Regions from separate parts of the Homo sapiens genome. Here region 1 is linked to region 2. A link is a loop called in an ENCODE intact Hi-C map of the cell type or tissue named here. Cell type or tissue: prostate gland. All regions are shown on one strand. Links, peaks and the distances in the headings refer to the core of each region. The heading gives the core; the rest is flanking DNA.

Region 1 (16,511 bases), core at 7,446-9,945, 50 kb after region 2:
CTTAACCATAAGCCAGAGGAGCAGACAGAGCACAATTATTATCCCTGTCAAAGAGGGGAAACTGAGGCTCCCAGGGGGTAAGTGACTATCTACATCCAAGCTAGCACTGTTAGAAGGAACCCAGACCTCTGACTCCTCCTAAAGGGTCCTTTGCTCACACCATGTCACCCCCAAAGAATTATTGCGATAGCCAGTTTACGCCACAATAAACCATCTTCCTGGACCTTCCTAAAGCCCTACTATGTGCTGTCTTAAGCTCTTTCCTTGTTGCAGCTCACTTAATCAGGTTCTTTCATCATATGATACTCAAATGTACCGGTTTATTCCAATTCAGAAGGTAGTTTTTGTGCATCCCACATATAAGAGTCTTGTGGATTTTCTAGGTTTTTTACCAAGTAAGAACAGATTTGGATTAAAACCCTTGGTTTGGTGGTTTGGAGTCATTGCTCCTTAGAAGAAAGAGAAAAAAGAAGCAGTTCAAGGAATTAGAAAGAGATACAAGGGCACTGTTTCTCCCTGCCTCCCCAGGCCCCAGCCCATGGACATTCCTTCCTACAGAGTTGGCTGTCAGTTTTGACAGATGGCTTGGCTGCAGGAGTGGGGCAGAGGGCAGGCTCATGGTTAAGGTCACTAAGTAATTTGTGGCACCAAGGAGCCAGAGCCAGCTGGGCTGATTTGGGGTCTGAAACCTGGGCTGGAGCCCAAGTTCCAGCCAGGGAGGGTAGGACAGGGAGCCCTGCTCCCTGCCCCCTGTGATGCCCTGCACTGCAGCTGTAGAGGGCAGATCAGTGCCCTTCTATGTGGGGGTGCTAAAGGAGGGCAGAGGAATGGGGCTCAGGGAGACAGCCAAAGCATGTTCAAGGTCAAAACCACCCTCCCCTTTCATGACCCACCCCAGCCCCTTGGATGATAACAGACTACTGTACACCTAATCCCAAGGAGATGTTTTATTCTAATAACATTTTTTGTAGCATCAAGGTTTGGGCAGCAGGCTGGAAGCCACAGCCAGCCCCCAGCTCTGTTGCAGGGTACATGGCAACATGCTCATGCTGAGGGGCTCAGAGGCACCCCTAAAGTGGCAGGAACCCGGGGCAGGGGAAGGAAGGGAATGTCAGAGGACTCCCAGCTTCTGAAGAGAGGAATGGATCAGGTAAGAGGAGGTCTGGGCCCTTGAGAACAACTCAGTGTGACATTTGTCTCCAGCAGAGTGGCCGGGTCAGCTCTGATCCCTGCAGTTGGTGGAGCATTTAGCACCCACCACGGGGAATCGCAATAGTACCGTCTGCCACCCATGGCTTTCACATCACACTGAGAAGCAAGAGCATCACGGGACCCAGGAGAACAGAGTCATTAGCTGGATAAGGTACAGTGAAGGATTAGCTCATCAGATCAACAATTTGTGCCTGCTGTCCACTGACTGAGAGAAATGGACACCGAATGGGTCAGCTTGGATGGGATGAGGGAGGTGAGACCAACCAGAGCATGAGGCTCACAGGGTGGGAAGCCTCAGGGTGTGTCCTGAGCACACAGGAAGGACATGGGATGGCTAAGTGGACAGCAGGGATAAGAAGATGCTAGAGGCAAATTCACCAACCACATAGTTTTCAAGCCATAGAATTTAGAGCTGGAAGAAATTTTGGAGATCGTCTAGTCCAGCTTCTGCAGGCACAGCTCAGGGTGATCAAAGCCACATAGCAGAGCCAAGACCAAGAACCAGATCTCCCTCCACGCCTCCAACAACTTTTCAGGCTAGTGATCTTCCTAGCACCCTCCAGCCTCCCCTAATTACTAACTCTAGTCCTCTGACTACCATGGAGCTAGGAATAGCTTGGGAATGCTGCAAGTATTCTTGGGGATTCTGTGGACCACCAGTATCCGCCATTCCAGCCAGACATACCTTGTGGGAGTAATGCTGATCAACGATCCTTGCCAACCCGAAATCCCCAATCTTGAGCACGAGGTCCTCTGTGCTGATGAAGATGTTGGCGGGCTTCAGGTCCCTGTGCAGCACGTTGGCGGAGTGGATGTACTTGAGCCCGCGGAGCAGCTGGTACATGAACAGCTTGGCATGCTCTTCTGCCAGCGTGCCCTGCTCCAGCAGGCGTGCCAGGTCGGTCTCCATGTACTCCTGGACGATGTACGCCACGCTGAACTTGAACAGCTCACCCTGCAGGTCAGTGCCCTTGGGACCGAGCACCTCGTACACTTTGACGATGTTGTCGTGGTCCAGGCGCCGAATGATCTTGATCTCTCGGAGCGCGTGCTTCATGCTGCGGGCATCGCTCAGGGCAATCTTCTTCACAGCGACCTTCCGGCAGGCCCGGCTGTCCACGGCCGACAGCACCAAACCATTGACACCGAAGCCCAGGGGTTGGAAGTCAACAAAGCGCCCACCGAGGTCATACCCATAGACACTGGCGATGCAGTCACCCTTCTCAGCCATTGTGGGCTCAGTGATCTGGAGCTGCCCAGGTAACACAGGGGCAGTCAGGAAAGGCCAAGTCTCGGCTAGCGGCCTCCCTCGCGCACCTCATTCTGTCAAGTCCCACGGCTGAGGGATGTGTTTTCTCCTAGTGAGGTCACTGCCACCAGCTCTCTGGAGACGAGAATGGCATATGGTCATGCTCGCTGAGCTGTGCTAGTTGGGGGCGCAGGCTGTCGTCTTAACCTGCATTGGGAGGGCTGTCTACTAATTCCTGTGTTTCCTGAACCCTTCTTAAAGCTTAGAATGGCTCATATTTCTTTTAAAGCTGGCATCTTGGAAAGAAAACCCAGTATCATTATCTATGGAATGTCAAGTTTTCTACCATAGTGGACTGCAAAGTAAAAGATGCAGAAACTCTCCCCTTTGAATACTTTGTTACAAGAGGCTCTTTCTGGCTGAAATGCAAGAGTTGTTTGCTGAGCTGAGCTCCTTAAGATGCTCCAAAGCTCAGCTGTGTCACAGCCTCTTTCTGTGTTCCAAGCAGTATGCAGGGATCCCATCAATGAATTCTGGAGGCATCCAGGGGCTTCTTTCTACCTCTCCTGTTTCTACCAGCTCACCTTAGATTCCAAAACCTGAGCCAGTCTGGTAAGCACTGGTGAAAAAAGCTGGAGAAACACAAGCACCTTTCATGAGCTCTACACCAAGTTACGCCTGAGGTTCCAAATGCAGGGGAGCTCAGCTGCCAGGCCAGGATCCTCTGGAGCCTTTGGATGTGGGCAGCATCCTCTTTCACCAGCTCATCCACGCCACCTCGCCCAAGACTGTATTCCACTGCACCAAGAGAGGCTGCAGGAATGTGGCATCTTTCAGACCAAGTCTCCTTCCCTGTCAAAGAAATAACGTTGGGTAAATTTCCACACTCCGGCTTCCAACACCTTCCCACTTGCGTCTTTTGTTAACCAGCCCAAGTGTTATTTGATCTGTCCAGCCAGCTGAAACACTGCTTGCTCAGGGGATTCCGGGGCTTTGCACTGCCCAGCCACCCTCCTGCTGTGCGTAGCACTCCCCTGGAAGAGACAGAAGATGGATTGATTTGATAAGACCATCAGATGCTGTGCCTCTTATGTCAGTGCCTGCTCCCCCAAGTTTAACATGTGCAAATTACGGTGGAGAATTATCCCTTCTGACCTTCGGAAAATTAATTTGTTTTATGCTCTCCAAACACACACATCAGCGCTAGCTAGGAAGGGTGAGAGTAGAAAGCAATGAGTTGCAGACAGAAAACAAAGGATCGATACTCGTGTTTTTGCACTTGGGTTCCTTTTCTTCCTTCTTTTACAAATGTCTTTGAACATTTTAAGAGGCTTTCACAGGGACTAAGATGTAATGACATTTGTATCTCTTGCTTTCCACGTAAGTTGAAGAAGCCCATGTACCAAATTACAAGGAAATAATGTTGCCACCTATAATAAAAGGACTCTCTTTGCCCAGAAACCAGGGTGCAGAGTTCCCAGTGCTATATCAAAACTGGCATGGTGAGCTGTATTCTTTTTGACAATGTGACCTCGCTCTTCAAAGCAATGGGTCAAATCTAAACTTCACTGTCCCTGCCCTCTGGTGGCTGTTGACTCAAATTACAGGTATAGGAACTAAGTGGGGAGGAAAAACCCTGCAAAACTAGACATGTAAATTCAGATCTCTGAAGTAAGGTAATATCATAGCGTCTAAGAGACTGGCAGGTTTTCTAAGTTCATAAAGACCACAGACACACAAAGAAAGAAGACTGTATCCAACACAAAGGCATGAACTTGGCAGACTGCTGCTTTATTCTCATATCGCAGGGCCTCCTATAGAGACACTTTGCTATCTGAACTTCGCACAACTCTGCAAAGATAAATGAAGCAAAAACGATAGTCAACTCAATGCTCTGAAATTAAGGGGGCAAATTAGGGGACACAGATGATCTGAAATAGTAAACAATCAGATCGCCTGTAAAGACTTCTAATGAAGGAAATTTGCCAAGGGTCTAGAACATAGTAATTGCTTAACAGATGTTACCTATTGTTGCTGTTTAGTTAAACATTCCCTTACATTTGAATAAGATGTACTCAAGATTCTGATAATTTGTCAGATCTTCGGTAATTCTGTTCTGCATGTTTTTACTGGGTCCAGGAACAAAACAACCATAGACTTACAGAATTTCAGATTGGGAAGAAATCTAAGAAAACAAGGCCCGTGGTCCTTATCTGGAGATGGTACTGCCCTCCTCACCTTATTTGACTGGGAGTCATTACTGGTATTTAATGGGTAGGGCCGGATTTGCTAACCATTCTACCGAGCATTCCCACCTCCATGCCCAAATGCCCAGAGCACATCCACTGACATCCACCCCTCCACCCCTGAATGCCAACAGCACTTCCACTGAGAAACATCGATTCTGATTCCAGTTCTAACTTTACAGGTGAGGATACCAAGGCTTGGAGAGCACCAGCTTAGTGCTTTCAGCATACATAGGGTCAATATCCATCTGATGAATGGATAAATGAATACCATTCACTCTGTTTGAGGATGCCCAGCCACTAAGAGACAGTGCTGGGAGCACCCAGTGAACCAGATTCTATGGCCTGTGCTAGCGAAGTTGGCCTGGATACCTAACTCAGGGGAATCAAAGAGCCTCCACAGCTCTCCATTCTCTCCCTCCTTGACTCCTGCTGCCCAAGTCATGTAATGGCAACTACACTGAAGCTTCTCTTTCTCCCCACAAGCCTGGTCTGACTCCCAAGGGCATAGCAAAAAGAGGCAATTGCATATCATTATTTTTTTTAGGAAGAGACATGCTTAAGCCTTCTTCCTTTCCAGCTTCTGCTGGGTTGTAAACAGAGAGAGGAATGAGCACCTAAGCAGAGGGGATGACATCACAAGCAAGCTGAATGCAGGATTTGCTTGAGATCAGCTGCAATGCAGATAATCAGCGAATAATTAAGAGGTGCTTTATTTATTTTTAAAACTCTTTCCCTCTCATGCATGGGAGGGACTGTATCCCGTGTGTGTGTCTCTTTTTCAGTGGTCTTCCCAATATGCTGTCAGCTTAGGGGCCAGGTACGATGTCAACGTGGCAAGCCTCAATTCCAGCCACTCCACCTTTCTTGTGGGCTGCTAAATAGACTCTTTGCTGCCTGGCTTTTTTGCTTGTATCTTCCCAGTTCCTGAAATATTCTCCTGCTTCCCCACCACCCCCATTTGTTGAAATCCTATCATTCAGAATCCAAAGTCTCACTTCTTTCCTAAAGCATCCATCCTGGTTCTCAATGACATGTCTCCCTTTTCTAAACTCCTGTGGCACTCATGTGTACGCTGTGTTTGGCATTTACCATACATTAGCCTGGGCTGTTATTTAACTTTTTGTACATGTCCATCTCCCAACTAGACTGTAAGCTTCACAAGTAGCTTACAGGGCACAAAGTAGAGCATAGAAAATATCCGTTGACTGGAAGGAGCTGAGTACCGTTCATTATGTCTACACAGTGGTGATGCCCACGTTTCCTAGGTGGTCACTGTCCCTTGTGATACTTGCCATGGAAATTGTTCAAAGGGCGCATCTCACAACAAGCCCTAACCATTCAGACCAACTAATATTTCTGAACTTCAATCCTCTTAGTAACATATTCTGCTTAGATGCTGCCTCTCTTAGAGTTTCAGTGCTCTAATCAGGCAGCCTCTTGTCTGACCATTTCTCTGTTCCCATTTGAGTTTATTATTATGCCTCTCTTCTCAAGCCTCTTCATTTTCTGTTTCTTTCTTTCCTGTTTCTTTACAGAGCAATTCTTTCCAATTCCTCTGTAATTTGCATTGTAAGCCCTTTGCCTTTCTCCCTAGGTGGGCTGATTACAAGGCATCCACCGCCTAAGAAGTCTAAGGTTAGTGGTCCATTTCTTGCATGATATGCTGAGAGGTGTGGGCCCACTGGCCCTGGGGAGGAGCAGACTGGCATCTGGATGTGTCCACCTGGGCAGGGGAGTGGTTATGGCAGCTCTTGGTGTGGTGCAGCTTCTCAGGGCAAAGCCCAACCATTCTCAGCTCAAAGGTGGTGGTTCAGAGCTGCTCCGAATCACAGGTGTGATTTCAAACCCAGGGAGGTGGCATTCACTGTCTGAGATGGAAAGGTCACTCGTTCAATCGTGCTTGAATGACACCCAGCAAGAGGAATGCATGGAACTCTCACAAGAGCAGCCAAGGTCCCCACGATTCCATGGCTGGGCATCGTAATAAAACACAGGAATAGAAAGTTCTACCCTCAGGACTCTGAACAATGGAGTTTCAGCTCTCAACTGCTTTCTCACTGACTCTCAGGTAACAGCTTAGTTGAGGCCAATTAATTATTCTCTCACTCATCCAGCCTTTTAACATGCGGAGGCAAACCAGAGATGAGATGGCGTGTGCCAACTGTCCCTTTCTGGGATTCCTGGGGCTTTGGTTTACAAATCAGCTTTGGAAAGTCTAAATTTAGACTTACCTCCCCATCTGCTCAGATCCTCCCGAACCTCATGCTTTCGACTTTCCACAGGAACTATCTCCCCAGCAAGGTGCTGACATTTCACAGACACTGCTTTCTTCCCCTCTCCTGAACACTCTGAAACTTACAGGAAGCCCTTCTCCCGAGGAGCCGCTATTTCCAGCTGAGCATGCTATGCACTGCACAGTTCTAGGTGGCACCATTCACATCGCAGTCAGTCTGACTCCAAGGCTCATGATCCTAATGAGTCACTGTGGTCTATGTGAATGGAGTCCTCTAGACCAGGCATTGGCAAACTTTTTCTATAACGAGCCAGATAACAAATATTTCCATGTTTGTAGGACATACAGCCTCTGTTGAAACCACTCAACACAACTTAATTCTGCCTTTATAGCACAAAAGCAGCCACAGACAATATACCTGAACAAATGAGCATGGCTGCATTTCAGTAAAACTTTATTTACAAAAATAGGTGCTGGGCCAGATTAGGCTTGTGGGCTGTAGTTCGTGGACCTCTGCTCTAGACTCCGTGGGAACATCCTCTAGCTCATTCACAAGCAGGTCCTGAAGTGTGTTGGGACCCGGCCCTTTTCTGGCTCCTCCTGCACTGCACTGTCTCCTTCCTCTTGGACTCAGTCTTCCTGTTGCCCCTCAAGGCGACACTATCCCAGGCCTGGCCTCCTAGGGAGCTACCTAGGAGGTGAGGCTTGGTTCAGCTCATATGCAAATTTGATGCCCTCAGGGCCCAGCTCTCCAAAAGCTACCTAATCTGGCCTAAAGTCCCTTCTAGTTCTGCAATTCTGTGGTATGGCTGATGTGCCTTGCTCCGCAACCCCACTTGCATCTTAACAGAAGCCTGCTGGAGAGATGGTAAAGAGGACATGATGAAGATGGTGGAACTGCATGTCCTGAGGGTTTACCAGAGGCCAACGGCTTCACCTGATTATTTCAGTTGGGTCTTACAACACCCCTGTGAGGTTGATATCGTCCTCCATGGAGCTCCAAGAGGGAAGTGATTTTCCCAGAGTCACCCTCTGGCAGGTGAAGAATCTGGGATGTCAACTCAGGTTGGTCCAAGTCCAACACTCACGCTCTAATCGCCATAGTATGATCTCAGCCCCAGCGAGTGACTCTTACCACAAACCATCTAGGCTCAGTGTGAGTTTTCAGGCCCAGTGAGGGAAAAATGTGGGGTAGGCACACCTTGTGGTATGTCTCAAATTAAAGCAAGAGGCAGCCACCTTTTCAGCCTTTGTTCAACCCAGTATGGAGGCCACAGTAAGCCCATTCTATGGAAAGAGAAACCAAGAAATAGAATGTTGAAATAATATTAAAAGTGGAGTAAAAAACCCTTGATTTTAAACAACCACACCCCCACCTTCCATCATGTTCTTGACCTTTAACTGTGAACCTCAGCCATGCTAGAGCCTGTGGCACAGGGACTGGGCATCCTTGGGACGAGCTGGCTGACTTGCAGGCATCCTGACTAGCACGGCCTGTAGCTGACACTGACTGTGGCCACCTACCCAGGAAACGTTCCTGCTTCCTCCTCACGAACAAACCAGGTCTGGTTCGGCCATCAGGCAGCTGAGCCTACCCAGGAATGACTCCCAGTGGGTCTAAACCAGGGTTTCTCAGCCTCAGCACTGTCAACATCTTGAGCCAAGTGATCCTTAGCAGTGGGACTATCCTGTGCACGGCTGAATGTTCAGCAGCATCCCTTGCCTCGGCCTCCTAGATGCCAGTCACACCCCCAAGCTGTGACATCTGAAAGTGTCTCCAAACACTGACAACTGTCACCTGTCGGGGAGGCACAAAATCACCTCTGGTTGAAAATCACTGGTCTCAATCAGCAGTTTTCAACAGGGTTGGTGTTGGCATTTGAGCTGGGTGCCTCGGACTCAAGGTCAAGCTGTTGGCCAGGGCTGCAGTCATCTCAAGGCTCAAATAGGGAGGAAGATCGGCTTCCAAGCTCACTCAGGTGATTACACAATGACTCCGGCCTCAGCTTCTGCAGTTCTCTCTGTTTTATGGGATTGTACCATATACTATTGCTGGAAGTTTAACAACTCTGATCCCAACCCACTAAATGCCAATAGCGCTCCCTGGTCCCTGGGTCAGACTCACATTTCCCGGAGTCCCAGGAGGTGATGTCATCTCCCAAACCCATCCCTGTTGAGGACCATGAATCTAAACCAACTGTGGTAATACAATTCCCTCTTGGCAGTGATTGCTTTAGGGGTGGTCATATGATCCTGTTCTGGTCAACAAGCCTAAGGGAAAGCCTGCTGGGGAGTCCTAAGGGAAAAGGTTTCCTTCCCAAGCAAGAAGAAATCCTACTTCCTGTTTGTGGATGCGGTTGTAGAGGAAGTGGTGTTGGTGCTGCAGCAGCTGTCTTGAGGCCACGTGGGGAGGTGGCAGAGGAGTGTGGGACCTTGCTGGCATCGCTGAGGAGCTGAGCCACGCCTGCAACTACCCACCTCCAGCTTTCTTGCCAAGAGAGACTGTTAAGCCCTACTGCTGTTTAAGACATTTTTGCTTTGGACTTTTACATTTTTTTTTACTTGAGGCTGAGATGATCTGACAGTAACTTGCTCAGCACACGGTTGGTCTAAATGGAAAGTGAGAAGAGGTAGGACACATGGCTTCTGACCTCAAGAAGCTTATATTCATATTGGGGGAGTGGAACTACAACAATAATTATGGAAACAATGCAGGAACATTCAGGGGCCAACTGTGTGATTCCTACTATAAGCGTAGCAGGAAGCAGGGTGAGTCCCATCAGTCAGAGAGGCTCTTGGAGGATGTGGAAGGCAGCTTCCCAGATGCCCCAGTGATCCTGGTTTTCAGGCCTTGTGTCATCCCCTCCCCTTAAGTGGGTGCTGGACTCACTGACTCATTTCTAAAGAATAGAATTTGGCAAAAAGAATGGGATGCCACTTCTGAGATCATGTTATAAAGAGCCTGTAGCTTCCATCTGAGGTAATCACTCTCTCCTGTTCGCTTTTGGGGAAGCTGCTGCTCCTTCTTGAGGCAGCCCTATGGGGGGATCCCTGTGAGTTCTCAGAAATGGACCTGCTGGCCACCGTGTGAGTGAGCTTGGAAGCAACCCTTCCCTGAGTTGAGCCCTGAGTGGACTACAGCCCCGCCAACAGCTTGATGGACATCCCAGGACACCTCGAGTCAGAGGCACCAACTAAACCATGCCCAGATTCTTGACTCTCAGGAGCTGCGTGGTAATAAATGTTGTTTTTAAGCCAATAAATGTTGGGACATTTGTTATACAGCGATAGCTAACTAATGGAGAGGAAGGACTTGGAGATCTGCAGTTCTTGACTTTCTAAAATAGAGAAGAGGCCTTGAAAAGCCCTCCTTGAGTCTGGGGTCCTGGGTCTCACCTGGCATGGATCTCATTAGATTCCAGAGTCAGATAGAATTCTGGGGAGGAGGGGAACCTTACCTGTCTGTTTTCACTGATGTAACCCAGGGTCCAGGGCAGTGTCTGGCATATAGAGAGGGATTCAATAAATAAATATCAGTGGACACAGGAATGGCTCCATGTTTGCAGTAAGATTTTGGTTATGACACAGTACAACCCACATGGAAAGATAAATTTAAAAAGCATCCCTGAGGCCCAGAAAAGAAAGTTTTTTAAATCCCTCCAGAGTGAGTAGGGGCTAAAAGCAGGGGTTCAAGGGAGGAGGCCACACAGGCCCCCAAAAGCATAATGACCAGAGGTGTTTCCTCACCGAGTTAAGAACTGCTGTGTAACTGCTGATCTTTACCATTGAGACTCAGCCGGGTCTCACTCTCAGCGGCGGCAGGGGGACCCCCAGGAATTAGGAGAAACAACTCTCCCTGGCTTTCCGGCTTTTGAAATTAAGCGCTGCTCCCTCCACCCCAGAGGAGTGCAGGCTGCAGTGGTTCGTGTGGAGTGACCTGTGCATGCTCAGGAACTCATTTTCCTTTGCAGAAACCCTGATATATGGGCAGATGGCTGCTCCTAATGGTGCCGCCCATGATGCCAACCTTGGGCTACAGTCCCTATGCCTGTTCCTCTCTCATGCCCAGCACCACTCCCAGCCCAGGACCTGGGATGACCCTTCACAAACACCAGCCAGCAGGACACCAACCGACCCGAGCCAAAAGCCCAGCTTAGTCTAAAATAAATACATCTCAAGCAGAGGAACCACTGACAGGCTCTGCTGCCCATGATGGGCCTCAGGTGAGCCTTCTCCCCCTGGGACGTGTGAGCCTGTGGTGACTGCAAACATCTTAAGGTCCCTGGGAGGCAGTGATGCCACCCACCCTGGGTTGTGTTTCCCTCAATACGGTTTTCTAAAGAACACGCCTGTGGGGACACTGCTGAGAAAGAAACAGGAGGGGACCCTGTTATCTTCACCTCCCTGAGGTGGGGTGGTTAGAGGAAAGAATTGAGGGAGGGAAGAGAAGTTTGCAGAAGGAACATCAGATGCTGGGTGGGGAGTTCCCTCCTCCCCAAAGAGCAAACTCCAGGAGCGTTCAGGCTTTGCTCTGTTTTCCTTTTGAAAATTACGTAACCAGCCAGGGAGAACAAAGCCTTCCCATGCCTCTCAGCGATACTAAAATAGCACGGAGAGAAATTCCGGCTGCCTCGTCGGAACTCCAGCACCACATCAGCAAAGCTGGGGAAGGGGAGCATCTGGGTCCCTGCGTGGGAAGTCTGGGAGCCGGTGGCCACGGGCATAGCACCAGCTGCACAAAGGCCCCTGCCCAGGCTGAAGGCTGAGTCCAGCTTCTGGTCCACAAGTGTGCCAGGGGGCATGTGTAGCAGGTGTGTAAATCCTTCTGATTTTAAACGACTCCTGCAACCTTTGACCCTTGTAGATTCAAGGGGAAACTTCTCTTTTTAAAGGAAGGAGATCTGAGATAGCAGAAGATGGTGGCCTCTTTCAAAATCTAAATCAGTGCAATTATGACTTCAGTGGCTAAATAAGGTGAGGCCCTATTTGGGGCTTGCTTTGTTTGGGCTGTGTTCTGAAGGGAAGTGATCCCAGCCGGATCTGAGCTTCTCAGAGGAGAGGCAGAGCCTGCATCTTTAATTCTCCCACACTGGCTTCAGTACTTATTGAATGGTGCCTGCAGGCCACTGTGCCTTCCCTGAATTGGGAGATAACTCTGTGAGCCCACATTTAATAAGCCATCATGGGAATGCAGAAAGTCCTCTGGCAGCTCAGTGTTCAGACCTGAGTTTTCCTGCCGAATTTTGGGACCCATAAATGGGACCACTTACTTTCTACCTGCAGGGTTAGCCCATGGCAGGGATGCTCAAAGATCCTTGGCTTGTAGCCACAGGAGTCCGTATTATCTTGCTTTCGACCAGCAATGGCAGATGTGTGCCGTATATACTACTTCACTCCATTTTGTGCCTATGGCAGACATTGATAATCAGTCATGACTCTCTCCTGATGAGCCAGGAGAATCAAAGTCCTTCTAAAACAGCACTCCTGAGAGCCTCTGCCAAGCATCTGGAGCTGGCACTCAGTCGGAGCCCATGTGCATCGGTGGCCTTGACTCTGACCTCACGCTCCCATTGCTAACGGGATCTTTCTTTGTCTCTGGCACCAATCCCTGCCTTGTTCCCCAGGCACACAGTCCAACTGCGCTAGCCTTTATTGAGGGCCTCCTAGGTGCTGGGCATAGTCATACACATTCAACAACGTTTAAGTTGAAGTTTCATTAGTTACACTGTGAGGTAGGCGGAACTATTCTCAGTAGATTAATCAACTCAGCACAGTGCGTGGTGCACAGTAGGTGCCCTGCAGGTGCCCATTCTCCTCCGCTTCCTTCCATTTTGCAGAGAGTTGAAATGACTTCCTCAAGATCACACCCTAGAAGGTAGAGCCTGGGTTCTAAACTAGGCGTGGTTCCAACACCAGTGAACTCTGTCATCTCCCATGGGGCTTCCTGTTACAGAGCACTCTTGAGCATCCTTGAGTGCTTGCTTCTGTTTTTCTAATTTTCCCAGTTTCTTGGAGAAGGATTTACCTTGCTTCCTTAACTCATCTTGGGAACTGACATCCTTTCTCACTGTCTCTAGCCTCTGATCTCCAGTCTCGCTGAACTCTACTCACCAGCCATAAAAGGTATCTTTCAGCTTATAGATAATGTCACATTTCCCTTACCTCTGGGCCTTCACACTTGCTGTTCCTTTTGTCAGGAAAACCTGTTCCTTTTGTTAGGGAAACTGCCCACCTTCTCTTCGCCTGGTTCTTTTTTTTTTTTATTTTTTGAGACTAAGGTCTTGCTCTGTCACCCAGGCTGGTGTGCAGTGGCTCGATCATAGCTCAGTGCAGCCTCAAACTCGTGGGCTTAAGAGATCCTCCTGCCTTAGCCTCCTGAGTAGCCAGGACTACAGGTGCATGCCACTGTGTCCAGCTAGGTTTTTCTTTTTTAAAACTTTTGTAGACATAGGTTTCATCATGTTACCCAGGCTGGTCTCGAACTCCTGGGCTCAAGCAATCTTCCTGCCTCAACCTCCCAAGGTACTGGGATTACAGGTGTAATCCATACCCAGCCACTAATTCTTATTCATCCTTTAGGTCTAAGTTTAAATGTCCCTTCCTCCAGGAAGCCTTCCCTGATGTCTCCTTTCCCTTCCCAGACTAGCTTATCTGTTCAGGCTGTGTCCCCCTCTTAGCCCTTTTATGTCACTTTTCTCTCTGTTTCAGTTTTAACTGCTGTGTTTGATGTTTGACTGGAAGTGCAGTGAGGGCAGGAACTCATCATGTGCATCGCTCTATTCTCAGCACCTAATTCCTAACCTACTGCATCAATATTAATATCTGAGCAGTGCAAATGCATTCTCAGAAGCTCCATACTCCAGACCATAGTTTACAAATTCAAATTTCTAATACTGACTTCTTTCTACCCACCGAGGGATACCAACCAGACATGAGAATTTCACAAGTCTTATCTGATTTAAATCCTAGATTCAGTCCCTTTAAATTTCATAGAGTTCTTGACTTCCTTCCACCCAGCCCAGCCTGCCTCTTACCCAGGTGCATCAGCTCTTTATCCAGCTGACACATAGGCATGGCTACCTCCTACTATTCCCGGGGAGGCTAATCATTTGCAGGGGTTTTGCTCAGAGGCAACAAGAAATCATTCCTAAAGCAGAAAAAAGTGATCCCTCTCCCAGCGATTGCATCTCCCTGTTTTCTGGTGAAGAAATCTATTTTGACAGGTCAGGTCAACAATCCCTGGACCATACGGGGCTGTCAGAGTCCAGGAAAGCCAGGGAGCCAGGAGGCCTGGATTCTGGTCCTGCCGCTGCCTGTGAGCACTCCAGCAAGAAGTCTCATCTCTGTGAGGTGGGAATAACAACACTGCCCACTTACTCATGAGAGAAGAACAATCGGGCTGGCAATACAGATGTGCTTCCAGAAATAAGTACAGTCATGACCACAACCCAATTATACCAAAGTGAACAGCACCCATCGCGAATTAAGTGGGCTGTAGGGGCTGGTAGTGTGACCCCTTCTCCTGCCTTGGGCAAGTCTCAACACACCTCCAATAGTAGGGTGGCCTTCACACGGGAAGAGGTGAAACCACTGCACATGTGTTTTGAGTTTCTTTTCTGTGAGAGTTGGGAATGGAGACTGGCGGGAGCATCAGGCTAAATTATTTCTATCTCCTCTTCCAGGACACACAAAGACATCCAGCCTGTGGTGTGGGGTATCAAGGAATGAATCTACAATGAATTGCCAACTGGCTAACCAAGTCCATTATGGTGACACCATTCCCTCGGTTCTAACTTCCTGACTGCCGCCATGTGTCCGCTGCCCTCCTCTGTGGGTGCCTCCTTCATGGAAAGATTATGAAACCCTGAGAGTCAGACCCACATGCCACAGAGATCACATGGTAGGGACATGAGTGCTGGAGAGGAAACGTGGTTGTACACTTGCTTTTGCACTTGGCTCCTTGTTCTAGCAGGAGAAATACCAGGGAGCGCATTGATCTCCTAGGAACAAGGAATGCCCTGCAGGCCCATAGCGCATTCCACACACCCACAACCCTCTTAGTCTTGATGGTCAGGGCCCGTGGGAGGCCACTGGATCACAGTACACATGGTGAGAGAGGGAGAGAACTGGTCAGCCTCCAGGTGAAGAGCTCCCTGGAGGGAGATGACAAGGCATGAGGCTCCACCGACTGGGTGCGGAGTGGACAAGAAAGCAATGGAGCTCATGGACCCAGGGAGATGGGCAGTGGGGAATCCACTGTAAGCTCTCAGATGAGACAAAGAACAAGAGCCTCAACGGGAACCCCAGTCTCCCCAGCAGCACCTGCGTTCCTTGCTGGTTTGATTTCATGCTGAAAAAGGTGACCATCCAGCCTTCAGGCATTAGTCAGTTCATACTAATTACAGCAGGAACCCAGGCAACTGAAATCCAGAAAGAGGAAAGGACTCTTCCAAGGTCACTCCTGTTTTTGGAGCAGGCCCAACCCATTTTGGCATTTCTTGGGCCTGGGGCTAACCTTACAGGGCATCCTACGTCAGGTGAGGAAGGGGAACCTGATCCAGCCAGCAAAGGCCCGTGCATGGCCAGGATTGGCCAACTGCAAAGAAACAGCTCCTCCTCCTCAAATAATTAAGTAATAACTTTCTATCAGGAAAGAAAGAGTCACATATCGACCATGTGGCAGCAGCTACCAGCATTCCAAATCAGAATCCTCTCCCTTCACTACAACAGAGCTGGAGCCAGGCTGCCCTCAGGAAGCGATGGCAGGAGGGGACTGAGAATTAGCCCTGTCCTGGTGAGGAAGTGCAGGGCTGGTGCCTAGTACAGCACTTGGCCTCCACTGGGGCCCAGCCAGTGTTTGCTGGGTGAGGAAAACATCAATTCATTCTAGTGTGAGATTGGAGAGCCAAGCCCCCTTAAGGCCAGCCACAAAAGATGCCTCTGTTCAGGTGTAACCAAGACAGTGAATAAATCACAGGAAAGTGGACAGTCTCATGCCCACATGCATCGGTGGGAAACAAAACACTCAGGATCCTGATGATATGAGCCAGGGTGCAGGCCCAGGCTAGGGGAGCAGGGACAAACAGGAGGAGCTAGGGAGAGGAAAAGAGGAGAGAGAAAGGGAGGGGGTAGTGGAAAGGGGGCAATGGGCAGAAGGATGTCAAGAGAGAAGACCTTACCTCCAGCCCCAGAGGCAGCTGCCTGCCTTCTTTTTGAGTTGCTTTGCCGTGATTAGCACTCAGGACACAGAGACGGAGTATTCTCACTGCCTGGGAGCCTTGGACATACACTTGATATAGTCCTCAATGCAGAAAATACTGCAACCTTGACAACAGCAGCAGCACATTAGCTTGACAAATGCAATCCTGCCAGTAGCCAAGATCTCTACAGTTCTTCCAGGCACTGGGAGTCCAGGACAGGAACTGGATTTAACCTGCACAGTGTAGTTATTTCACTGGGAACCCAGATCAGGGCTGGGGCCCCAGCCAACACACTTGGATATTTGGCCTGCAGCGGGCTGGATGGTGACGCACTAAAGCATTCCTTTGCCTCTACACACTCCAGATAA
Region 2 (16,511 bases), core at 7,369-9,868:
TTCTTTGAGTAAGTGACAGCAGCATTTAGGGCTGAGTGTGGAAACTTGGGAAGGGCTGAGGGACATAGTGCAGAGGAAGTAGAGCTCATGGTGGGTGAGAAGCAACTGAGGGGGGATTGCCAGAGAGGGAGGAGGAGACCCAGGGAAGAGGGTTTCAAGAAGGAGGTGACAGTCGTCGCTGACTACTGCTACAGAATGAGGCTGAAATGGGTTCCCTGGATTAAGAACACGGCAGTTTGGGTGGGAACAGCTTCAGACAGATGGAGGGGGCGTGAACCATGCTGCAGAGTGAGGAGAGAATGGAAGAGAGGGAGTGAAGAGAGCAAGTGCTCTTCCTAGCAAAGAGGGAGAGTGCGAGAATGAGTATGAAGTGCAATGGGAGAGCCAAGAAGGATGACTCATGCCCTGGGGAATTAGGAGAGACGTCATGGAGGACAAGACATAAGCTGGGTTTTGAAGGTTCACTAGGAGTTTTCTAAGCAGAGAAGGAGGTCTTTGTGCCAAAGTGAACAAAAAATGATGATAGATTAGGAAAACAGTGGGTCACTTGGTGTGGCCGAAGGACAGGGAACAGTGGCAGGGAGGGAGGAGGAAGGGGCTAAAAATGTAGGGTGGGTGTGTTTGCAGCCATCAGTCTCAAGATGTTTGAGTAGAAGTGTGTCTAAGTCCATTCAGGCTGCCATAACAAAGTACCATAGCCTAGGTGGCATATAAACAACAAACATTTATTTCTCACAGTTATAGAGGCTAGAAAATCCAATATTAAGGAGCTGGCAGATTTGGTGTCTGGTGAGAGGCCCATACTTCATAGATGATGCCATCTCAGTGTGTCCTTACACAGTGGAAGTGGCAAACAAGCTCCCTCCAGCCTCATTTACAAGGGCACTAATCCCATTCATGAGGGCTCCATCCTCATGACCTAATCACCTTCCAAAGGCTCCACCTCCTAATAGCATCACCTTGGGGGTTAGGATTTCAACCTTTGAATGTTAGGGGAACACAAGCATTTAGGTCATAGCAAAGTAGTTACTTGATTGCAAAAACTTCTGTGCTCAAAAGGCTACTATTTTTTTAGCCTCTCCAGTATTTTTGCCTGACAATATAATAAGGTGCCTCCAAATAGTGTCATAAAAGCCACAGAAGTAATTTCAGCAAAAGATGAGCATGTTTTGTGATTGTAAGTGTTTTGCACTCAGTTCCCCTTTCTATGGAACGACGCCAGATGAGAAGGAAGGTGGCATAGTTAGCAACTCACCAGCAAAGAGCATTCTCCCCGTAAGCATCTCAGCCAGGATGCAGCCGGCGGCCCACATGTCGATGGCTTTGGTGTAGTTATTGGGGGAAAGGAGCAGTCGTGGGGAACGGTACCACTTTGTTACCAACCCTTCTGACAGATAACCCTGAAAGACAAAATTTCTGGTTCCACTGATCAGTCATTTTTGGATACCCTTCCTCCCACGCCTCTTCCAGTTTCCCCTCCCATGAAACAGACCTCTTTCAGGGTCCCTTTCATTCTTGCCCCTTTCCCATTGATCTTGAAGGAGCATGAGTGAACAGACGTCTGGTTAGAGGGGCTGGGCCTGGTTTGTGGGGTTGAAATGCTTTGGTGAGAGAATCTTACGAGATCCGAGGGTTCTCCTTTATAGAAAGGAATTCAGGTTATTAATATTTTAGAAGAAATGATTTCCCACCCCACCTTGATGTAACTCTGCCCTTGTCTAGTAAGAAGATGGAGAAACAGGAGCCCTGCTCAAGTTCATTACTGCTAGCAACAGAGTAACCATGAGACTCTGGCGTTTTCTGTATCCAGTGGATGAATCTCAGAATTAGCCATATGCTTGAACTCAAGCTGGTTGCTTTGACACTGAAGATCAGAATTAATGCTGCCACAAAGCCAGGCACCAGGCTCTTGCTGAGAACAGATAAGACCATCTTCATAATGGATGCAGGAAAATGCTATGTGGAAGCAGTCCTGAACAACAAAGTGGACACAGCTTTCGTTGGTCCATGAGATTCTCGGAGTCTGACTGTGTCTTTCTGGGGGATAAATGTTCTAGCTGATTTTGCCCATGGCTCAGTGATTTGTGGTCTGAGATGGACTCCCTCCTTATGGTATATAGCGAGGACATATACCCATATATGATTTAGGAAAATATACCCAGGGAATTTAGAAATTGTTTTCTACATAATTCAGAAAACTGGGCCAAGAGTGACATCTGGGAAATGTCCATTTGAATTCCCTAGAACAGTCTTTCTAATGTAAGAAAAAAAATGTATAGATCCATTGGGGGTCAAGGTGAGACAGTTAGGACCAAGGAGATCCAATGGGAGATTCCAGGGATGGTCTTTTACTTCGCAGTTTAGCATTCACACTTTCCTTTCTACTGATGCAGAAGTATCACAGTCTCAGGTTAAAGCAGATGAAAAGTTAAGAAGGCCAGGACCCAGGAGCTTTTGACCTATTAATCTGAAATCCCTTAATTTGTTCAGCAAAGATTTATTAAATGTCTAAAACCTTTGGAAAGGACAGCAGTTTCCTCCCCTCTGTGGCACATATTTCCTCCGAGTAGAGCCTCAAACTGGTAGAAGGAAGGAGGAAAAGCAGAAGACACCCTTCAGCTGGAAATCATAGAGCATCCCATACGCTGGCCTCAATACTCTCACCAAAATGAACTCCTTAAAATTTGTAGAATGTGCCCTCTTCTTCTGTCCTTTGTGCATTTGACAGTGTACATTCCATGAGGGATATCCCCGTACTCATGGTGCTACCGGCTGACACGCTCAGGCCAGCTTCCTCTCAGAAGTTTCCTTGTTTTGTTGCTGTTTCTTTACTTCTCTGCATCCCCACCCCTCCAAGGACCACTAGACTGTGCGCCCCTCATGGGCAGCAGCTGTGTCTTGTTATGCAGCTACTGCGCATAGCCCAGCCCCATGCCTCCTAAGAAGTGTTCAGTAAACACTGCTGAACTGTTGAATGAATGAATGAAAAGGAAACATCTCATATGGTCTGAACCTCCTCCCAAATTTAGGCACCTTCTGCAGGGACCACTGATCCTCTTCTTTTATACACTTGACTACAAGGTGGTCCAGGTTCCACTTTCCAAGGTGGGTGTGGAGTTTATATAAGTTGATAGCCACTTATGCCTTATCTTGTTCCAACAAAGGATGGGCCAATGTCATTTTTATAAGAGTTTAATTGCTTTAAAAGTCAAGTTTATTGAAGTATAATTTACATAGGGTAAAATTCACCAGTTCTGTGAGTTTTGACAAAAGCATAGTCATGTCACCACCATCACAATCAAGATACGTAACAATTCCATCATCTCAAACAATTTATTCATGCCCTCTTTTGGTCACCCCTAGTCCCAGCCCCTAGCAACTGCTCTTTTCTGTCTCTCTAATTTTACCTTCTGTATAAATGGAATGACAGTATGTAGCCTTTTGAGTCTGAATTCCTTCACTTAGCACAATGCATCTGAGACTCATCCATGGTGTGTGTACAGTAGGCTGTTAGGAATTTAAGTTCGATTCTAAAAGTTACAGGAACAAGCCAAATACTGTCTGTAGAAGTTCATTTTTAGGTGGGTGGGTTCTAAAAAAATAGTCTGGTTTTATTTTCAGTCAGAGGGTGAGATTGTCAGGGAAAAGACTAAAGCAAGAGTACCCAGAGGGGAGGTAGCTTCAGGGGAGTTTTCTCTGATATGTAAATGCACAGTCTTTTATGAAACAGAATGGTCTGGAATTGACATCTGCCTCTCCTCAGAGTCTAGGGTTAAAGAACAGTGGGGACAGGGGGCTTTCTTCTGAAACACTTGCTCTGAAAGTAAAAGAAAGATGTTGACATGGGTAAGGCTGCCCTTGGGCCAGAATTACAGACCAGGTCATGATAGGAGCTAAGAAAGTTGCTTTCCAGCTCTTCCTTTTTTTTTTTTTAATGAAAAACAAGAGCCTGCTGAATTTTTAACTACTAGCTATCTTCCTATGGTTACTTGTTCTTCACACTCTTTAAAAAAACATAAAGTGGATTTTTTGTTTGTTTTTGTTTTCTTTGAGACAGGTTCTCGCATTCTGTCGCCCAGGCTGACATGCAGTGGCGCAACAGTGGCTCACTACAACCTCTGCCTCCCAGGCTCACGGGACCCTCCCACCTCAGCCTCCCAAGGAGCTGGGACCACAGGCGCACACCAACACACCCAGTTAATTTTTGTATGTTTTGTAGAGATGGGGTTTCGTCATGTTGCCCAAGCTAGTCTCAAACTCCTGAGCTCACGCAGTCTGCCTACCTCGGCCTTTCGAAGTGCTGGGATTACAGGCATGAGCCACTGTGCCCGACACTTAAAGGGGATTTGTTGATATGTTTCAGAAGCCACAAGGCTGAGAAGAATTTGGGAAGGTGCAGTGTCTTCTGCCAAGCTGGTGCAAGAGAAGCCCCAGGAAGGGGAGATGGGAATATATGGGAAGCTCCATTCCCAGGTCTGGGGGCAGACACAGTGGACCAGGGCCCTGCTGTCAGCTGAGCTGAGCCCTGGGTGTCCGAATGGGAGAGGCTCTGGGGCCCACAACATGGTACTGGTGATCAGAATTCAAGAGAGGAGTTGCAGTCGAGTGGATGGGGTGAAATTCAGGATAATTTTCTACAAAAAAAAAAAAAAAACTTTAAAGAATACCCAGAAGTCGAGACCCAATTTTATTAAAAGAGCTCATAAATCAATAAGTATATTGGCTCAAAAAAAATCTCCAAATAGCCCTCTGCCCAAGCCTGCAGGGTGAGGATAGTTTCAGCTTCTTTTGGATGTAGAGAGGAACATGTCTCTGTGATCAGACCTGGTCTCCCCAGGCAGGGCATGCCCATGCACAGGGTGGCCAAGGAGGGAGTGAGCAGGACAGCAGGCACACTTGGCGCACAAGTGGGTGCGTCTGCACGCGGCTGTTGCAGGCCAGCTGGGGCCAGCCTCTTGTGTGAGGCTTTGTAACATCACTGCTCTGAGAAGACATGAAGTGCACACTCCCACAGTTCTCTGTGACCACCACTCAGAGCACAAGAAACAAGATGGGAGTGGCCCCTTCCTAATCGTCTATTTCCTCCTGCCACCTTGTGCCCACTGGGAGGCAGATGAACATGGTTTCCTTTCTAGACCCTTTTAAGGGGCCTTGGGACTTTCGTCAGCTATTGCTCCCATCCACCCATTTTGCTGTCCCTTTAGAGTCACGCAGAGCCCATGGGAGGCTTTGACTTTAAAAGCTTCAGAGGTGTTTGGGAAATAATCTAGCAGCAGCTGCCCTGTGAGGAGCATAATTAGGGGCCCCTGAAGGATAGAGAGAAGGTATAATTAAAGCTCTGAGCATTCTCTTTGCAGAGGGAGCAGGGAAGCAGCCCTCGATCCCAGCTGCCTGCCAGGGAATTCAGAACAGCCTGGATCAAAGTCACTCCAGAAGGGTGGGCACTCCCAGCTGCTCCAGCAAGCCCGTGCTGGGTGGGCACCAGTTCTGATCTGGAGCCAAGTCTCCTGTGCCTGCCCTTGCTGTGCCCCCACTGCCTGATCTCTTGCGTGTGGGAGTTGGAAGGTTGGGGGAGAAGGCTCAATCCAATAAACTTTCTACTACACCCTTTAATGATAATGTGCCTACTAATCCCTTAGGGGTATGATGAATTTATTTATTTATTTATTTATTTATTTATTTATTTATTTATTTATTTAGAGACGGAGTCTCACTCTGTCACCCAGGCTGGCGTGCAGTGGCGCTATCTCTGCTCACTGCAAGCTCCGCCTCCCGGGTTCACGCCATTCTCCTGCCTCAGCCTCCTGAGTAGCCGGGACTGCAGGTGCCTGCCACCACGCCCGGCTAATTTTTTTTTGTATTTTTAGTAGAGATGGGATTTCACTGTGTTAGCCAGGATGGTCTCGATCTCCTGACCTCATGATCTGTCCACCTCGGCCTCCCAAAGTGCTGGGATTACAGGCGTGAGCCTCCGCGCCTGGCCTATTTATTTATTTGAGATAGGGTCTCGCTCTGTTGCCCAGGCTGGAGTGCAGTGGTGCCATCTTGGCTCTCTGCAACCTCCGCCTCCCGGATTCAAGCGATCCTCCCACCTCAGCCTCCCAAGTAGCTGAGACTACAGGCACACGCCACCACGCTTGGCTAATTTTTGTATTTTTTGTAGAGACAGAGTTTTGCCACGTTGCCCAGGCTGGTTTCGAACTCCTGAGCTCAAGCAATCCTCCCACCTCAGTCTTCCAAAGTGCTGGGATTACAGTCATGAGCCACCGTGCCTGGCCTGGTATGGTATGGTGAATTTAAATGAGATGACATTCTCCAAGAATAAAAGCCCAGTCAACTTTAGCTCTGGGGGATGAGGACAGGGTGGGAAGGGTTGCTTTTCCTTTCATGCTGAAGCAATGTTTAGGGCTGCCCCTGTTTCCAGGCTAGGATGATAAGAGACTCTGACAGCCTCGCCTTCCCAACCAGAAGTTTCTGCAATGTGTCCTGGGAGCCTAAGGTGTCTGTCCCTGTGTGAAGGATGGGAAAATGATTCAGATCATCCCTTGTCTTCAAAGAGCATTTCACATGGTTAGAGAGATGAAATGTTAATATGGAAAAAATGTAAGGACCAGGAAGTAATCATGGCCAACATTTCTGTGGGACTTACCCTGTGCCCAGCACTGTGTTAGTATTTTACATGAATTTGATGCAGGCCCTTCACAGACTAATAAAATGACTGGTTCAAGGTGCTGTAACTGGGAAGTGGTCAGGGGTGTCTGGCTCCTGCACTCATCACTTTCATACTGCCAGGCCTTCCCCCATCCCCAATGACATGCTTGTGAATTCACAAGCACTCCAAGAGATGTGCTTGTGAATGTGCAGACCACTCAGAGCTGCCGACTTGGAGTCCTCCAATCTCCATCTTGAATGAGCTCCCCAGGGGAGGCGAATGCCCCCTCCTAGTGCGGAAGGCGTTTCAGCGTAGGTTGCAGAAGGGCCATGTGTGTCTCTGCTTTTCTAATTAGCCTGGGCAGGCCTGCGCCCCTAGTGGGGCCCTTGCAAGTCTTACTAGCAGGTGGGCACTGGTGGAGCAAGGAGGCTGCAGGCTCTGTGCTCCCTCTCCACCCCATCACGCTTCCCCCAATTCCCCGGGCAGTCTGGAGAGCAGGGGATTAATGGACTCAGGAAGGCCTCAGGAAGGCCCCTGGCACTGCACTTCCTTGGAAGAAGAAAAACTTAGGGGAAAAGTGAGGCTGTGGCAGGGAGACTGTGATTCTTTCAGGGGACTGGGTTCCCAGGAGCCCTCCCGGTGGAGGAGCAGTGGAAATCAAAGGCCTGTCACACGAGAACCTGGCAATTTCAGTCTGGAGGACATGGAAGGGGTGGGCGTGAGAGCTGCCTGTAGACATTTGCAAGGCTGTCATGTAGAAGAGGAGCTAAGCTTGTTCTCTGAGGCTCTGGGGACAGCCGAGAGCCAATGTGTGAGACAGAAATCTATGCAACATGATAATACCAGCTAACATTTATTGAGCTCCTCAGACAGTTTTATCTGCTTTATATGGATTAACTCATTTCATCCTCACAGCAATCCCATGAGGTAGGGACTCTCATCATAGTTATTTTACAGGGAGGAAACTGAGGCACAGAGAGTGTAAGCAGCCTGTCCATACTCACACAGCCTATAAGTGGCACAGCTGGAATTCAACCCCAGGCTGTGCAGATGTAGCTCCTTTGACCTGAATAGAGGGCTCCACTGCCTCGCACATAAGAGAGACTTCTAAGGCTGCCAGGGCTTTCTGTGGGGGCCTGGGCTGTCTAGACAAGCAGAGGGTCCAAGCACAGAACAGACAGTCTCGTGGAGAGATGTGCCAAAACCGTCTTCCTGGTGGAGACCCTAAAGCTTGGCTTCTCAAACTTTGGGGTGCTCTCAGATCCCTTGAGGACCTCGACTGGTTAAGCGCAGATTCCATTTCTCAGTCTAAACAAGGTGATGCTGATGTTGCGGTTCAGATGACCACACTTGGACCAGCAAGTTCCTAGATGGTCTTTATGATACTGGCCTGCCCTAAGAAATTATGATTTGCTTTACTTACAGGCCAGGCAGATTTCTCAAACCGAGCAGCAGACTGACCTATAATAGGGGTTAATTCTTTGAGTTACAGACACTCATCAAAAGATCATTTAGAAGAACAACATCCTCCCAGAGGTCCCGCTGAAGCAGACATATACAGCCTCTCTTCTGTAGTCATCTCCCTCTGAAGGCATAATTCTTATTTGTGCCAATGTACATATGAGGCACGTGAGAAACCTTTTTTAAAAAGGAATAATACCACAGCCAAATAGCAAACTCATTCCATTAAACTTATTTGCAGGAAAGCATGCAGCAGGGACTCTCTCAAATTGAGGGAGGGAACACATCACAAAGCCTGGCTCACATCGCAATCACTGGGAAATCATCTGGCACGTTCTATTACGCAGCTAAAGTAAACATGGGTGAAGAAATCGTTTGGCTAAATCAGCTGCACTGAATTTTCATAAACTTCTAAGATGCCCTAAATGCTGATCTGCTGATCCCCTTTCAGGGCTGCCCCTTCTCCACTCCACCCTCTGGGGGATCCTGGACAGATCCTGAAATTCACCATCTCTTCCCAGGTTTCCATGGAAATCAACCAAAAGCTCATATAAATTCCCATAGGCCTGCAGGCCCTTGTTGGACACTCCAGGCCCTGTGTGGTCACTTTCTTTGACTTTAAAAAAATTATAATAAAATTGCCATAAAAAATTTAATTGTAATAAAATACACATACCATAAAGTTCACCATTTTAACTGTTAAGCATACGGTTCAGTGGCATTAAGTATATTCACAATGCTGTACAACCATCGCCACCATCCATCTCCAGAACTTTTTTTTTTTTTTTTTTTTTTTGAGACAGAGGCTCACTCTGTCACCAGGCTGGAGTGCAGTGGCACGATCATGACTCACTGCAGTCTCCCAGTAAGACTTGCAAGCGATCCTCGGGCTTTAACCCCCCAGAGTGACTGGGACTACAGGTGCGGGCCACCATGCCTTGCTAATTTTTGTATTTTTTGTAGAGATGGGGTTTTGCCATTTTGCCGAGGCTGCTCTTGAACTCCTGAGCTCAAGTGATCCACCTGCCTCCTCAGCCTCCCAAAGTGCTGGGATTACAGGCATGAGCCACTGTACCCAGCCAAGAACTCTTTTCATCTTGCAAAACTGAAAGTCTGTCCCCCTTAAACAATGACTCCCCATTGTTCTTGCCCCCTGCCTCTGGCAACCACCATGCTCCTTTCTATCTGTATGGGTTTGATGGCTCTAGGGACCTCACAGAAGCAGAATCATACAGGCTTTGTCCTTTTGCATCTGGCTTATTTCATTTAGCGTAATGTACTTCTCCTTACTTTTAAACAGCAGGAAAGTGGGAGCAATGGAGTTGGGCTTCTTTTTAAAAAGCACTTCGGTGAAATGTGGTTGTCTTCTAATTCAGCTAGAGCTCACCGTCTGATAAAAGCTTTGGACATTATCCTCATGGGGTCCAAATCAAGAACTCTGAATCCTATTACAGTTCAAAGACAGGATAACATGTTCTGTTTGTTCAGTGATGTACCAGGACTGGCAGCTCCATTACCACCATCCTCACCAGGACCAGTGGCTGGGCTGGGTAGAGAGGTGGGTGGAGGGATGATTTGGTTGGGCTGCTTCTGCCTCAGTTTCCTTATCTGATTTTGCTGCTGGAGGGGCTACAAGTTCTCCTCTGTGGGGCATTAGCATCCTGGGGTGCTGCATGACAATGGACAGCAATCTTTAAGTGAGAAGCCCTGCTAGGCCAAAGTGATTAATTTTTAATAGGCCAGTCCTTGTGCAAATGGCTTCTTTTAGTAAGATGCATTAACTGTCAAGCCACAAATAGACATCTGTCACGCTGGCTTTCAAGGGGAAATCTGGTGGCACTCTAGAGCACGGGCTCTCAGACCTGCTACAGGCTGGAAGCACCTAGGGAACTTAAAAAAAAAAAAAAACTGACGTTCAGGACTCCTGCTGTGCCAATCACATCAGAATCTGTGGGGGCGGAGGCGGGGGGGTGGGAACCAGGCATCAGTGATTTTTTTACAGCTCCCCAGGTGACTCCAAGGTGTAGCTGTATTTGAGAACCAGCATCTCTAGAGGTCTTGAGTTCACCTGCTTTGGAAAGGTAAGTAGTATTTTCATGGTTCCTGGATGAGTACAGGTTTCTATTTCTACCTCCCCTCAGGATAAGATAAATCCTTGAGTAGCCGCAGAGGTTTTCCCCAGATGGCTGAACCACAGGAAGTAAAAATTTACTGAAAAATCACTGATCATAATAATAGCTATCGTTTATTGAGAAATTATGATGTGCCAGGCACCGTGCCAAGTACTGCTTTATTAATAGTGCATTTAATTATCAAAATGACCCTGTGAAACAGGTAGAGAGATGGGGCTAACTTGAGCAAGATCAAATTAACTAATAATTGGCAGAGCTGAGATCTGATCCCAGCAGTGAGCAAAACAAAGTCCCTGTAATCATGAGGTGCACACTTTGGATGGAAAGACAGCTGAACAAACAAATGGATGATATGTCTAGTGGAGATAAGTGCAAGGAATGGAAATAAAGCAGGGTAAGGAGATAGAGAGTGATGGGGTGGGTGGTCCAGAAAGGCCTCTCATGTAAGGGGACATTCGAGCAGAGACCAGAGTGAGTCAAGGGGCGAGCCACGTGGCCATGTGGTAGAAGACATGAGACGTTGGTCTCTGAGCCCCAGGCCTCCCCTTTCTGTCCCCGACCTCTTCCCCCGAGGAGGGTGGAAACTTTCTCCGCCCTCCTAGCAAACTTTTCTCTCAGCTCCCTTATTAACATCCAGGTACATAACTGAGAGCACATTAGGGAGGGGAGGGAATATTTGTTGACATCCACTCTGTACAAGGGATTTTGCCAGCAGTAGCTCAGCTCACCTCCTGAGAACCCTGTTGAAGGTATTTATTTTTCATTTTACATTTGGGGATATTACTGCAGGACCCTCCTCTCTGACTTAGCTGGCAAGGCTTTGTGTTCACACAGCCTCCTGGACCCCTTCATCTAACTTCATTAACTCTATAGCAGGGGAGGCAGCGAGGGCTCCTGAAGGCAAGAGCCAGTTGTTTTCCCTCTGTCTGCAGTGCACCTCTGTACAAGATAGGCGCTCACTTACAATCGGGTGAATGAATGGAGTAAAAACGTTGAGCTAAAGGAATGATTGATATGCCCATGAAATTCAGGAACTGACCACCAGTCAGGAGAAAATTAGCTCGAAGTTTCATTGCCATGTAGAAATCTCAGGACAAAGGTAGTGTCTGTGCTCAAGCCTAGCCCTCTGCCGTGTGGGGTATGGGTCCGGTTTTCTATTGAACATGCTATTCATGCTACCGTGTGGAAGCCGGACCCCTCAGGCTGCTAATCTTGCCTGGGACCAACCTGGAGGTCAGACTCAGAGCTTTATTTCACCTCTCTACACCTCCACCCTCAAAAAGAAAGAAAGAAAATGTGAGTCCAAAAGCACTTTTGAGGAGTGGGTAATAATAACAGCCACCTGCCAGGTGCTGACCATGTGCTTGGGGTGCTCCTCACCCTCTGTTTCCTTCCATTTGGTCATCATGATGCTCTCCCAGGATGGCTGCTGTCATTGTCCCTGCTCCACAGAAGAGGATGCAGAGGCAGGGAGGGTAACGACACAACATAGTCCAACATCACAGAGTCCTCCATTAGGCCTCCAGGCCCCAAAGTTCCCTCCGATTCCAGCCTCTTCACAGCTGCTCCCACCCCACAGGACTGGAACTCTCCCCAGTTTGACTTGCAGAGAACGCTCAGAAGAACAAAAGGAACTTCCCTGACTTCTCCCTTCTCAGAAGGCTCTGGAATGTGACCCACAATGCTTGTGATGCAATCAGTAGACTAGGAGAAATAAGAGAGAGACACACATGATTGTCTTGCTTTTTTTTTGGAGACAGGGTCTCACTTTGTCACCCAGGCTAAAGTGCAGTGGCTTGACCTTCTGGGTTCAAGTGATCCTCCTGCCTCCCAAGTAGTTGGGACTACAGGCATGCACCACCACGCCTGGCTAATTTTTGTGTTTTCTGTAGAGACAGGGTTTCACCATGTTGGCCAGTTGGTCTCGAACTCCTGAGCTCAAGCATTGCACCCGCCTCAGCCTCCCAAAGTGCTAGGATTACAGGCATAAGACACCGTGTCTGGCCTTTCTTTTTTCTACTGATGCGGGATGAGGTAGAACTTAGATGGGTCTGGAGGGCGTGACAGATTTTGGAGTCTCCAGGTAGACTCATTATACAGATGGCGTGGGAGGGAATGGAATGGGCCCTAGAGAGCTTACCTGAAGTTTTAAAAGTCTCTCTGTCACAAGGTCTGCCTGGAAAGGGCAGGTGTGGGGAAGGAGGAGGCTCCTGGTGGTCCAGCCTAAATGTAGGCAGGAAGTAGCTCCCTGTGGAACACTGGGGATGCCCTGCTCCTCCTGAACTTGACCACCTGCCTGTCTGGGTGCAGGAGTCTCACCTACAGACTTGCTGTTTTTAGTTAAGATAGTAAGGTAGTGTTTCCTGAAATGAATTCATATTCCAAAGATGTTAATAGCTAGCAGGGGAGATAGGATGTGTGCCCAAACACCCTTGGGACAGGCTGGCAACAACCAGTGAAGCTTATTTATAAAGTCTCAGAATCTTCTAGATGGGGATTTAGTATGTAGTGCTTGTCAAACCTCTTTGACCACTTATCCACTTTTTTCTAAGTGCATCATGGGGACCAGTCTTTCTCAGGACAGGCTGTGAGGAATGCTGGGTAAGGTCCCTGTCAACATATCAACTCGATACCTGGGAGAGGAAACATACTGACCTGTTAAGCCCACTGTCTTCTGTTAGCAAGACTAATATTATGGCGCCTGCTGAATGCTCTGTGTGAATGGAGGCGCACTGCCTCCCCCACTTATCCTGAGAGCCCCTGAGTGCTGGGACCTCTTGGTGTGCCTGGTGCCTGCAGACAGAAGATGCTGAAGGCAGGTGGCTGCGTGTTATAAAAGCCATTAGAAATGCCAGCTACTTTCACTCCACAGAGGCTCTGGCCCCTTGGAAAAGCAGGGATGTTTTGGTTAGGAAAGGGAGGCTGGGCAAGGTGGAGAGTGCAGGTTACTGGAGGAAGGAGGTGCCTGCTGAATGAGTAGCACTGAGACCACTGCCCAGGCTGGCCAGGCAGGGAAGAAGTACAGGCAGTGGGGATGGAGAAGGGGAGTGAGCATGGGGAGGAGGGCAGCAGAAAGGTCTTGAGATCAATTTGAGAGGGGTCTCCAGAGTTGCTTCTGTTAGGGTCCAAATCCAACTCTTGGCTCAGTAACCCTGTCTGACCCTGACTTTGGGAAAGGTCTTTTTGGATCACACTATTCACAGGGAACCACATCTTTTCTGCAGAAACTCTTGTATTCTGGGAAAACCTGCAAGTTGCAGGCAGATACACCACTTTTGAAGTGCCCACATACTGGGAGGCAGCTCCCGGGTCACCTGTTCGAGAGAATTACAGTCTCATTTCAGATGCTCTTTTAACAGGCCTTTATAAAGTGTTTCCAGTAGGTCCGGCCCTGTTTGTGGTACTCTGAATCAGGGGACTGTCTTCAGGGAGCATACACTCCAGCTCTGGGCAGTAAGTATGCTGGTTCAACTGCAAAGACTATCATGAAACCAGGGCACAGTCAACACCAGATGAGGGCAGGAAGATGGGGCAGTCACTGTATGAAGAAGGAAACAGAAAAGGGGCCAGGGTGGATCTTGGTTTGGGGAGCCTCTTAAAAATACAAAATCATGAACACAAAATTAGATATGAAAATGAATATTTATGTTTAATCAGAAAAGGAACTGCAGCAAATTAAAAATTATAAAAAGCTGGCAAATACTACAAACACCACACCATTCATAAAAATAACATTTTTACTAATTAGCTGCTTGGCAAACTGCTGGCAGCAAATGTAAACATGCTGCATAATCTCTGATCTTCTCTTCTGTGACAATTTTGTAATATGCTTCTTTATTTTTTTAAGAGACAGGGTCTTGCTATGTTGCCTAGGCTAGATTCAAACTTCTGGGCTCAAGTGATCCTCCGACCTCAGGCTCCTGAGTAGCTGGGACTACAGGCATGCACCACCACGCCCAGCTTGAAAGATAACTCAGTCTTTGAAAGTTAGGTAGTTAAAAAGATAACTAAGTCTTTCTTCTAGTGTGGTTGATACTTTAGAATGGTTGATTTTTTTTTTTTTTTTTTTTTTGAGACAGAATCTCTCTCCATCACCCAGGCTGGAGTGCAGTGGTGTGATCTCAGCTCACTGCAACCTCCGCCTCCTGGGCTCAAGCGATCCTCCCACCTCAGCCTTTCTGGTAGCTGGGAACACAGGTGTGTACCACCATGCCCAGCTAATTTTTTCTGTTTTTAGTAGAGACAGGGTTTCACTATGTTGCCCAGGCTGGTCTCAAACTCCTGAGCTCAAGTGATTCGATCCACCTGCCTTGGCCTCCCAAAGCGTTGGGATTACAGGCATGAGCCACCATGCCCAGCCTTGTATGGCTGATATTTATAAGTTCTTTTACCTTATAAGTTTTCTGGATTATCAAATTTGGGAAATAATTCTATTTAGTGTTCTTTTGTACATGACCTATAAGATTTGGGGGGCGTTTCTAATTTTCTTATGTGGTGACTCAACTTCTATTCTCTTTGAATTAACGACACTCATTAACCAAGTTGTTGATGATGTCCTAGTTGCAGTCACATGTTATGAGTTGTAGGGTGGGCCGTGTTTGCATGAGGACCTCATGAGTTGATTCCGTGGGCCTTAGCAGGATTTCTAGAAGTTATTCCTACACCACAATGCTGGCAGTAACCTAACTGCACATACAGAAGTAACTGCAAACCACGTAAACATAGCCCACTAAAACTAAAAGCATCTCCACTGCAACCTCCCCTAAGTCAGCTCCCCCAAATGCCCAGCCAAGCAAGCGGCATCCAGCAGGAGGGAAAGTCTGAATGGCAATAGCCCATTTGCTAACAGATTGCTCTCAAAATAACTTGCTTTGTGAATATTACAAAAACACATGACCATGTGAACACAAGGTTAGGGTCCCTCCCAGGGCCTTGGTCAGGGTTGTGCAAAGGAGAGGCCTTGGGGTTAAGTTTCATGGACTCCACGGTAAATCTGGCCCTGACCAGAGTAAGCTGGGCAAAAGAAGAGGATAATGGCCAAGGAGGATGGGGGTGGGGGTGGGGGTGTCTTGTTAGAATTTAAGCTTGGAAAGCAGAAACATATTCTAGGAACCTTCTTTGAAGTAATCTAATCCATGGTAGGGCCCATGTTCTAATAGGCGGAGGAAAATCATCTCGAGGGCTGGAGAGTTTGCAAAGAGGTCCCTGGTATTCCTTAGAGGAGGGAACACGTGAAGGGCATGGCTGCAGGGGGAGCTGGTGTGGTTTTGAAAGGTGTTTCTGTCCTTCACCTAAACAAGCTGGTGAGAATTTCGGCCACCAGAAAAGGTTTGATTTCCTCCTCTGTCACCTTACTCTCTTAAATTCCTTTACCAAGGGCCAAAACCCACAGTTGCAACTTTGAGTGGAATAGCTAGAGAAGCAAATTCCCTGTCCCCCACCCCCAACTCCCGCCTAGAGAATCTGCAGGGATTTTCTCCTTCACACTTAGCAATGCACCCGAGAGGGTTTTGAAGAGCTGAGGAAGCAAAGAGAATGCAAATGTCCCAGACACTTGGAGGGAGGTGCGGCTCTGAGGAGGGGAAGAGGCACAGGAGGTGGGTATGGGCTCTGAAGATAAAGTCTGCCTGCTTCACAGTTTTCCACAACCCTGGTTGGTGGGTCCTGCCCACTCTCAGCAGATGGGCCCACAGAAGAGTGCTGATGTTTGCGTCACTATTAATCACACAGCGCTGCCAGTGAATTTGGTTTGCAAAACTGAAATATATGCAACAGTTGATGTGTGCACCTGTAGCTAATTCACTTTCACAGTTGTAGAGTATTCCAGTGTATTTATATGGAGAGTTTGTCAAGAGGGACTAGGTATTTTGTTGTTGTTGTTTGATTTACTTCTAACTGCCTGATACATCATAAAGAATTTGGCTGGTCTTTATTCTCAGTTCCTGGAGGAAGCTTCTAAACCCTTGGAATTTCCTGAGTGACAGGAGTGTCTGTTATTCATGGTGGGCTCCTGGAACCATATCTGACTTAATGCTAATGAGGCAACTCATGGTTGGTCCCTAGATGGCTTCAGGATGGGGATGACTGTGATTAGAAGGCTTGGGCTTTGAGCCACGTGGTATCAGCCCAACTTCCAGGGGGTGGAGAGGGGCTGGAGGTTGAGTTCAGTTAGGTGGCCAATGATTAAATCAATCATGCCTAGGTCATGAACCTAACTCCTACCCTCCCCAAAAAACTCTGGGCACTGAAGCTCAAGTGAGCTTCCC

The links. A loop is a pair of places that touch in the nucleus more often than their neighbours do. Peaks named below come from ENCODE experiments on the same cell type or tissue, not always from the same donor. Only the 100,000 strongest peaks of a DNase experiment are listed, where the experiment ranks them.
Region 1: a loop joins it to region 2, with 2.4 times the contacts of the local background. A loop is called at or near these places in 3 of 110 quality-filtered maps.

The regions. Positions count from the first base shown.
Region 1 is chr18:50,649,891-50,666,401 of GRCh38, reverse strand. MAPK4 (mitogen-activated protein kinase 4) reads right to left here. Exons shown (of 6, transcript NM_002747.4): 2 at 1,898-3,313. The coding sequence starts at 2,443. Among named protein-coding and RNA genes, the nearest start is that of MAPK4, 98 kb to the right of the region's middle. In prostate gland, for the core only: no CTCF peak of the experiment used is centred there; no DNase peak of the experiment used is centred there.
Region 2 is chr18:50,699,968-50,716,478 of GRCh38, reverse strand. MAPK4 (mitogen-activated protein kinase 4) reads right to left here. Exons shown (of 6, transcript NM_002747.4): 3 at 1,256-1,400. LOC124904302 (a long non-coding RNA gene) reads right to left here and starts at 12,036. Exons shown (of 2, transcript XR_007066369.1): 1 at 11,626-12,036; 2 at 10,340-11,519. In prostate gland, for the core only: no CTCF peak of the experiment used is centred there; a DNase peak (open chromatin) is centred at 8,428.